Linked DNA regions of Homo sapiens: region 2 is linked to region 1. A link is a loop called in an ENCODE intact Hi-C map of the cell type or tissue named here. Cell type or tissue: GM12878. All regions are shown on one strand.

Region 1 (4,000 bases):
GAGAGGCGAGAGAACAGATGCTGTTCACACTTCAGGCTTTCTAATCAGGGGTGAGCAGATGCTCTCCTGAGCAACTCCATGTTGAGATGTCATTAATGTAAAAATTAGTGTTTGTCTCTTTCTGCCAGAATGTGGGATTTACATGATCCTTCACACGTATCTCTGGAGGACTGGCGTATAATCTCATAACCAGCAAGGAGCCAATAAACCTTCATTCCAGAGAAAATGTTCAAGAACCTGGAAACTCCGAGAGCTTTTTTTCACTGGCAGCTCCCCGAATTCCTCACCCCTGCCTTCCCTTTGATGATGGCCATGGGCCCAGCTGTACCCTAGGCAGCCAGAGACATCAGTGGGGATGAAGATGGGGAAGGCCCGTGTCTAGGTGAACATATACAGAGCTGGTGTGGGGTTTGATTGTCAGGAAGCCTAAACCATGGGTACCGTTGGAAGGAGAATGGGATAACTCTACAGACACTGAGAGCACTTGGTCATCAGCTTCACAAACTGCACTTCTGTGCTGTGGGGTTTAGTTGGATTGGGTTTGTTGTGGCAGGCGAGGTCAACTTGATTGGCTAGAATGTGTTTCTAATGGTTTTACATCTTCTAAGCCCTCCTGATCTGCTGCAGATATCACCAGCCCTGGTCAGAAGGTTCTCATGATGTTTTTTCCCAAGGCCATGTTTTCTAGTTCTCTATGTTCTGCATTTCCCATTTGCTCCCAAAAGATCCTCATGGCTTTGCTCTGAATAGGAATTTATCCCACTAACCAAGGTTCCTTAATTCTACTCCCAACACAGCTAAGCCCCCAAGCTATCTGGGAACTTGAGAAATAGCCTGAGAGGCTGCTGGCTCTGCGAAGCACCTTAGTGGCTCTTTCCTCCTCTATCTACACTGAAACCCAAAAAGCACCAGGGAAGAGAGCAGGCTCCCAGTGAAAGACAAGCAGCTTTGTGACATGTAGCATAGTAGAAGAAACCCATCTCACCATTAGTCCCACACTCTGAGCCCACACCCAGTTGGGGTCCTTTTCCACCTCTCTTCCCTGTCCACCTCTATTCCTTCTGGAAACCTACTAGGCTGAAACCTACAAGTTAGGCTTCAGGCTTGGAACATTTTTAGCTGAGGACCCCATGGCATCCTCCTTCTGTTGCATTAAACAGGCCCCTGCCCACCCCAGGGCCTTTGCACAGGCTCTTCCCTCTTCCTAGAACACCTTTTCACCTGCTTCATGCCAACTCATCTTTTCCATCTCAGCTTTAGTGTGTTTTTTTCGAGGGGGCTTTCCTGACCTCCCAGATGAGCTTCCAGTCTCTCTCTCAGGTTCTCATGGTGCTGAACACTGCAGTTTTATACTCACTTCCCATCGTTTGGTTAGGGGCTGTCAGTTAGGGAATTCACGAAGCTATAATCTCCATCAGGGAAGGCACAGAGTCTATTTGGACTCCTTCCTGATTCCCCTGTGCCTAGCACTGGGGAATATGGCGAGCACTCAATGAATACTGTTTGAAACCTTGTGATTTACAGAAATGAGCTTATGTTCTTAGTTCGTATATAAATGTCTATATGTGTGTGTGTGTGTGTGTGTGTGTGTGTGTGTGTGGTTATTTCTCTCTAATTAATACCTATCACTTCCACATTATAATCTTCATATTGGAATTGAGGCTCAGAAACCACCTTTCCTCAGCACCCCTGAAGGGGGCATCCCAAAGGGGCCCCGGGTGACTTGACACAGGGGGCCTGGTGTGGACATCCCACCCAACAAGGCTTTCTGCAGATCCCCTTTCTCTCACACTCCCTCCTGGATTCCTGGTTTGTAGCCACATTTCGGTGCACCTGGTAGGGTCTCCTGCTCCCCTGGGGGCTCACCAGAATGGTAAATGGGTGGTTGTTTTGTCTCTTTAGCCACCACTGACCAGTAGGACCGAGACCAGCCACACTGGCTTTGCAGAGCGGGTGTACTAGGAAAGGATGATGCAGCTCCTGCTTGGGGATGGCACTCAAGGTGCCCTGGGGACATGGCTTGGATTGCCAGCCTAGGACCTCAGCTGTGGATTAGAGAGCAGTACCTCTGAGCTGCTGAGAAATGTTTCATGTGCCCCGTCCCCTCCTGTTAGAGATACATATCTGGGGCTCTTCACATGGCGTGCAAAGCCAGGTTTTTTCCCCACCTTGAAAACACACAGCTGGGCTTCCCTGAAGATGCTGTTTTGAGTCACCCTCTTACATCCCCACCAAAAGGGTAGAGTAATTGCTAATGAGGGAACCACCTACCTCCCCCCACCCTGCCCTTGCTCTGAATGGCTGGAGCAGGAACACACACATATAATGAGTTACAGGAGCTTTAAATCACCAACTAAAACCACACGCTCGATTTCCCCTTTGGAGGGATGTTCAGCCAGACAGCGGCATTTTCCTCCCCAGCCACACGGTTTTTAAATATTGCATTTCAAATAGGAACAGGCCAGCGATTGGAGGACCTCTCCCATTTTAGGAGAGGAGCCCCTCTTCAGTCCTGGCCTTCAGTTCATACACTTTCTGCTTTCCTTTGAAGGAGTAGGGTTGATTCAGTACTTTGGGGACTTGGTGACATTAATTTATCTGTTTTATGTAACACAAAGTCGTTATTAACAGCATCCTAGATCATAAAAAAGGTATAACAAGAGACAAAGAGGGTTTTTTTTCCCCTTGAAGATAATAGCAGTCTTGCTGAAGAAGAGAGGGGTCGCGGAGCCGCTCTCCGATTGGTGGCTTAGACCCCGCATTGACATTTCTGCAGTTTCATCAGAAATTCTAAATAATCCATGTGAAAACGGGCGGTTATTTACCGAAGATATACGCACTGCATGTGCCCGTAATGCACTGAAGACATAATCTTGGCTCTCGGAGCCGCCTTTTGTGTAGAGCGGCAGCAGCTGCTGCAGAAGCCTCAAACGAAGCAGTCCAAGACATCTGGGGGAAACTGAGTTTGGGGGCGACAAATAGGAGGGCTTGATAACAGGAACGTTAAAGAAATCCATCTCCGCTGCGGACAGCGTGGGGAGTTGCTAAGTTGGCACATCTGGACCAAGTCACAGAGCCTAGACGCACGGCCTTTTTGTTTTTCCAAGCTGGTTCTCATTTTCTGTAGGTGAAGAAAAGCGTCTTCAGCTATCAGTGCAGGGGCAGGTCTGTGCAATCTCGTCCCTTCCATTTTGTAAGTGCCCATCAGCAAGGAGGTCTCAGCACCTGGCCTTCCTTTTTCCTTTTTACGCTAATAGGACAGGATCGAGAAACAGAACCACATGGAGGGATGTCCAGCTTCTGTCTGGGACTGGGAGCCTGCAATCCCCTGGCCGGATTTTTATTTGAGAAATAATTCTGGCTGCTTTCATCTCCTTTTCCATCTCCTTCCCACCTCTCCACCCCAGCCCCCAAAGTCCCCCTTCTCTCCCTCCCTCCCTCCCTCCATGGGGTGACAGGCAAGAGAGGCTGATAAAGAGCCAGACCCCCACCCTCCTCCTTGGCTCCCTGCTGAGATGGAACGGCTAAGAGCAAATGTGCAGGGTCAGAGCATTAATGGGGGCACAGGCAGTCCATCTCCGCCGGCCCAGATGCTGGGGACGCTCTCTATCCTGTGAGAGGGAGGAACGGAGGGGACAGCAAGAAGGCTTGGAGGAGGGCTCCTCCTGAATGGGGATGTTTGTTTTCCTGGATTTTCATGAGCCTGCTGCCGGCTCACACCCACACAGCCGTACACCAACCCACACATCCACACACTGACCCACACAGCCACTCACCAACCCACACAGCCATACACTGACCCACACAGCCACACACTGACCCACACACCCACACACTTACCCACACACCCACACAGCCACTCACCAACCCACACAGCCACACACCGACCCACACAGCCACACACTGACCCACACAGCCACACAGCCACACACGCACACATCAACCCACATAGCCACTCACCAACCCACACAGCCACACACCAATCCACACAGCCACACAC
Region 2 (4,000 bases), 260 kb after region 1:
CAACCTTGTCCATGAGAATCAGGGGTGTAATGGAGGCAAGCAGTCCCATCCTAGACTTTTTTTTTTTTTTAAGTTCGTTACAGTTTTTCTTGTTCACCCAGAAGTGACTTCTTTTCAAAACTAAATGATTTCAGCCTTGGTACCATTACAGCTCTTCTCAGTGAAATAGCAAGGAGAACTGTCTGCTGGCTTCTAGCAGAAAGCGCCACTGTGAAATGTACCCTAGAGAAGATGCTGCTTTCAGATGCTTTCAGAGCGGCCGGGAAGTCCTGGAGTCTTCTCACTGTTGACCTTAGCGTTCCTTGGTCAATACATGTGACAACAACAATTTTCCTTTGCCATTGCTGTTCCCAGAGCACCCAGCCAGCCTCCTACGATTTGAGGCTCTCCTCTAGGATGCCAGTGGGATTTGTGCCCCTGGTAAGCTGAGAAGCGGGTGTGGATTTGGGTTTGGAGGGAGGGAGGTATCGAATTCCTTTAACAGGCTGGCCTCCTGGCAGGCAGGAAAAAAACTGTGAAAGTGTGAGGTGGAAGGGGCCCCGGCGCTGGCCTCTGCTGGGGACAGAGCATCGCAGCTGTCTGACCCCGGGTGAAAAGTTCAAATCTGCATTTAAAAGGAGTGCCAGTCCCCCCCCACCCCCCGCCTGCCCCCTTTCCCCCCAGTCAAGTTGAAACTGTTCACGTTTTAGAGGATATGATCAGGCCCTGTGCTGGGACACCAGGCAGCCCCGCTTCACTTCTGTCAAGACCCAGTGCTGGGGGGCGGCGGGGGAGCTGCTCAGCTAAGACGCAGTTCTTGAATAACAATAGTAGTTGAGGACGAACCCTCGGAGGCGCCTGGAAGGGAGGGGAAGTTTCTCCCTCAGTCAGACACTGGGCATTTAACCCCTTTTTCTCCAGGTGCTTTGCAAGGCCGTTCCTCTTCTGTCCTCCTCTCCAGGTCATTGGTGGGTTATGTGGGGGTGCTGGCAGGGCTCCAGGGTACTGGGGGTAGGGGGTAAGGAGGTGTCTGGCAGCTGAGGTCACCTGTCCATGGAGGGTGGTGGAGCTCAGGCCTGGAAGGGCTGCTCCCCTGTCGCGTGGGGTCAAGGAGGGCCCAGGCTTGGGGAGAAACTTGAGTGGGTTGGGATGAGAGCCTGGCTTCTGTTTTCCATGCATCTACCTTCTTCCTTCCCCATCCTGCTCCTGCTGCCTGGCACCCAGTGGGGTCTGGCCGCAGCCCTGCCTGAAACCCCCTCCACTGGGGCTCTGATTTGTTTACTGGAGCATTAGGTGAATGTAAACAGTTCAACCTCTCCGGTTTTATATGCTTAAAGGGTCTGAGTGTGAATACAAATGGGTATTAGGCCCCTGTGGTTCCAATGACTGTCCTCCATCCGCTCTCGTTGCTAACTAGCAGGTCTTTAACCTGCTGGGGGGAGGAGGAGGAAAAGAAAGTCCTTTGCAAGCGTGTGGACTCTGGGATGTCTCTACTTTTTTTTTTTCCTGTTCTTTTTTTAAATGCTGAGCTTTAAAAAGTGATGTTGGGAGGCCCCCATCTGTAGGACTGAAAGTTGAAGAGCACTGAAGAGGAAAGCTGCCCGCTCTGGGGAAGGCTAGTTATTTTGGTCTCTTTTTGGGGACGAAGAGAAGTTTTCTAGGTTCCTGTTACTTTGTCGCATGCGCTCGTGAAGTCTGACTATGGCGTTGAGAAATCCTTTAGCACTGGGCAGGTGGTCGAGTATACCTCTGGTTTTTTTGTTCTTTCTGAATCTTCTTTTTAAAAGGGTAGTTAGGAATGGATGCCTTGTATGACTGTGGTCACTAGGAAAGGGTCTTTAGCCAGGTTTTTGTTTTTGTTTTTTTGTTTTGCTTTTGTTTGTGTTTTTTGAGACAGGGTCTTGTTCAGTCGCCCAGGCTGGAGTGTAGTGATACAATCATGGTTCACTACAACCTCCATCTCCTGGGCTCAAGCGATCCTCCCACCTCAGTCCCGCAACCCGAGTAGCTCGGACTGTAGGCATGCATCACCACGTCTGGCTAATTTTTTAATTTTTTGTAGAGACAGGATCTCCCTGTCTCCTCGGCATCCCAAAGTGCTGCAATTACAGGCGTGAGCCACTGCGCCCAGCCTATTTGGCCAGTTTTAACACATCTTCTTATTTTCTCCCTACTAGAGTAGGACACATTTTTTTTTTCTTTAGGGGCTCTCAGGAGCTCATAAAGTTTTGAGGCAATGCCAGGCCACTTACTCTTATAAGGTTCTAGAATGTGCATTCTATTGGGGTGCTGCCTTCCCTCTGAAATCTCAGTGCCTTCACCCCCCTTCCCCACTCTAACTCCTCCCATTCTCTCCACACCTCTGCCCTCTCCTTCTAGCAAGGGTCACAGTGGGCCTTCTTTTCAGCCAGAGGGCCCGTGGTGACCTGCAGAGAAAGGAGCAGAGGATCTTCCGCCCTGCACGCCCGCGTTCTGGTTCATGCATTCAAGGCCCAGCTCGTTCTGTTTGCTGTGGTGGCTCTGAGTCCAGTCACGCCATCATGGGGGCATTTTAATTAGCAGTGCCTTAGTCATTAGTGAGTTATTGTTTTTGTCTGGAAACACTTAAGTACTGTTTACTCGATGTCTCCACGAAATGCAAAACAGCAATTAAGCAGAAATTTGTTGTATGAGGCAGGGACCAAAATGGATCATCAAAAGCAGGTTGTGGTTCCTCCAAACCAAGGAAAATCGCTTTTCCCTTTGGCCTCCTGATACCTGGAATGCTCCAAACCCTCTCTTTCTTCCCCGACCTGCCCCCTAGAGTTACTGGCTAGAAACACTCGGGAACTTCGTGTTTTCCTGCGTCCTTCCTTCCTTCGCTGGTGTGAACATTTGGGTTTGGTGAAGTGTGAATGTTTACTTCCCCCCCCGCCGCCAGGCTTTTTTGGTCGGCTACCTGGGATATTTCAAAACATTTTCAAACGAAGATTAATTATTTGTGAAAACATTTGTGATGATTTATAGAACTTGAGTTCGTTTTCTTTACGCTTCTTGAGACCAAGTGCCATTGTTAGTCTGATAGATCCTTGTGACCTCTTGGGAGTATTGGGATGCTGAGATAAATATCCTATTTACCTAAAAAGAAATCTTTTTATGGATTGGTAAGAAAGAAGCCAAGGCTAGGAATTCTGGCTGCAGTAGAATGGAGAGGTAGCAGGAAACCACACAAGGGGTGGAGAAGTGTGGATCTTCTGTAACTTGGACGAGTATGGCTGAACCTAAGGAAGGAATTGCTCCTTGCTAAGACACAACACAAAACAAAAATCCCAGACCAGCTTCAGTAGGATTCACCCCCTCCCCAGGGTACAAGGTTTATGGAAAATGGAATCCCTGAGAAGGCTGAGAGGGGCGTGCAAGGGAGGCAGGTTAACTCCAAATGTATCATATTAGCCTTCTTTGCAGGAGACACATTGGTACGAAACTCTTGGTAGCAAGTTGGTCATTGGGGACCCTAGTTTCTAACTGCTCTAGCTCTGGACTCATGCTTCCTGTTTCTTCTTCTTTTTTTTTTTCTCTTTTCCCTTCAAACAATATCTTCTGACTTCCAGATTTCTGATAAATTGATAAGAGGCATTGCGTGAGTCAATAGAGCTGTAGACACTTTGCCAATATAACCCCGGCTCTATTGATCTGCCAGTAAATTAAAGTCTTACTTAGAGGCTGCCGATATTTCTAATCTCCTGCCTCACCAATTACATCCTCCCAGCTACCTGGAAAGAGGACTTGAGCCTTCTAACCTTTTTGTGGTCTGCTCTCCTTCCATGGAACTGGGGGCACTTGCCTTGCTTATCTGGTAGGTGAAGGGGCAGCGTGGAGGAGAATGAACCTGCTTAACTCCTTATATGGGATCTGTCTCCGTGCTATGAGATTCATTAGTAAAAATGTCTGGCAAAGCAATTCCATTGTGGTGGTCACATACATTTTATAGCGAGTCTCCAGGCCACTCTTGCCCTTGGGTGGGCTCCAAGATTGGAGGTAG

What was found. Peaks named below come from ENCODE experiments on the same cell type or tissue, not always from the same donor. Only the 100,000 strongest peaks of a DNase experiment are listed, where the experiment ranks them.
Region 2: it touches region 1 in a loop (2.2-fold over the local background); 1 of 110 quality-filtered maps calls a loop at or near these places.

The regions. Positions count from the first base shown.
Region 1 is chr16:73,287,616-73,291,615 of GRCh38, reverse strand. It overlaps a transcript of ZFHX3 not described here. Among named protein-coding and RNA genes, the nearest start is that of ZFHX3-AS3, 57 kb to the right of the region's middle. RefSeq lists an enhancer at 2,071-2,360. In GM12878, no CTCF peak of the experiment used is centred here; DNase peaks (open chromatin) are centred at 1,468 and 2,235; H3K27ac peaks cover 1,736 bases.
Region 2 is chr16:73,030,171-73,034,170 of GRCh38, reverse strand. The region is part of intron 1 of ZFHX3 (zinc finger homeobox 3); the gene reads left to right. Among named protein-coding and RNA genes, the nearest start is that of ZFHX3, 16 kb to the left of the region's middle. RefSeq lists enhancers at 957-1,126, 1,062-1,624. In GM12878, a CTCF peak has its summit at 1,543; a DNase peak (open chromatin) is centred at 1,550; H3K4me3 peaks cover 1,585 bases; H3K27ac peaks cover 1,828 bases.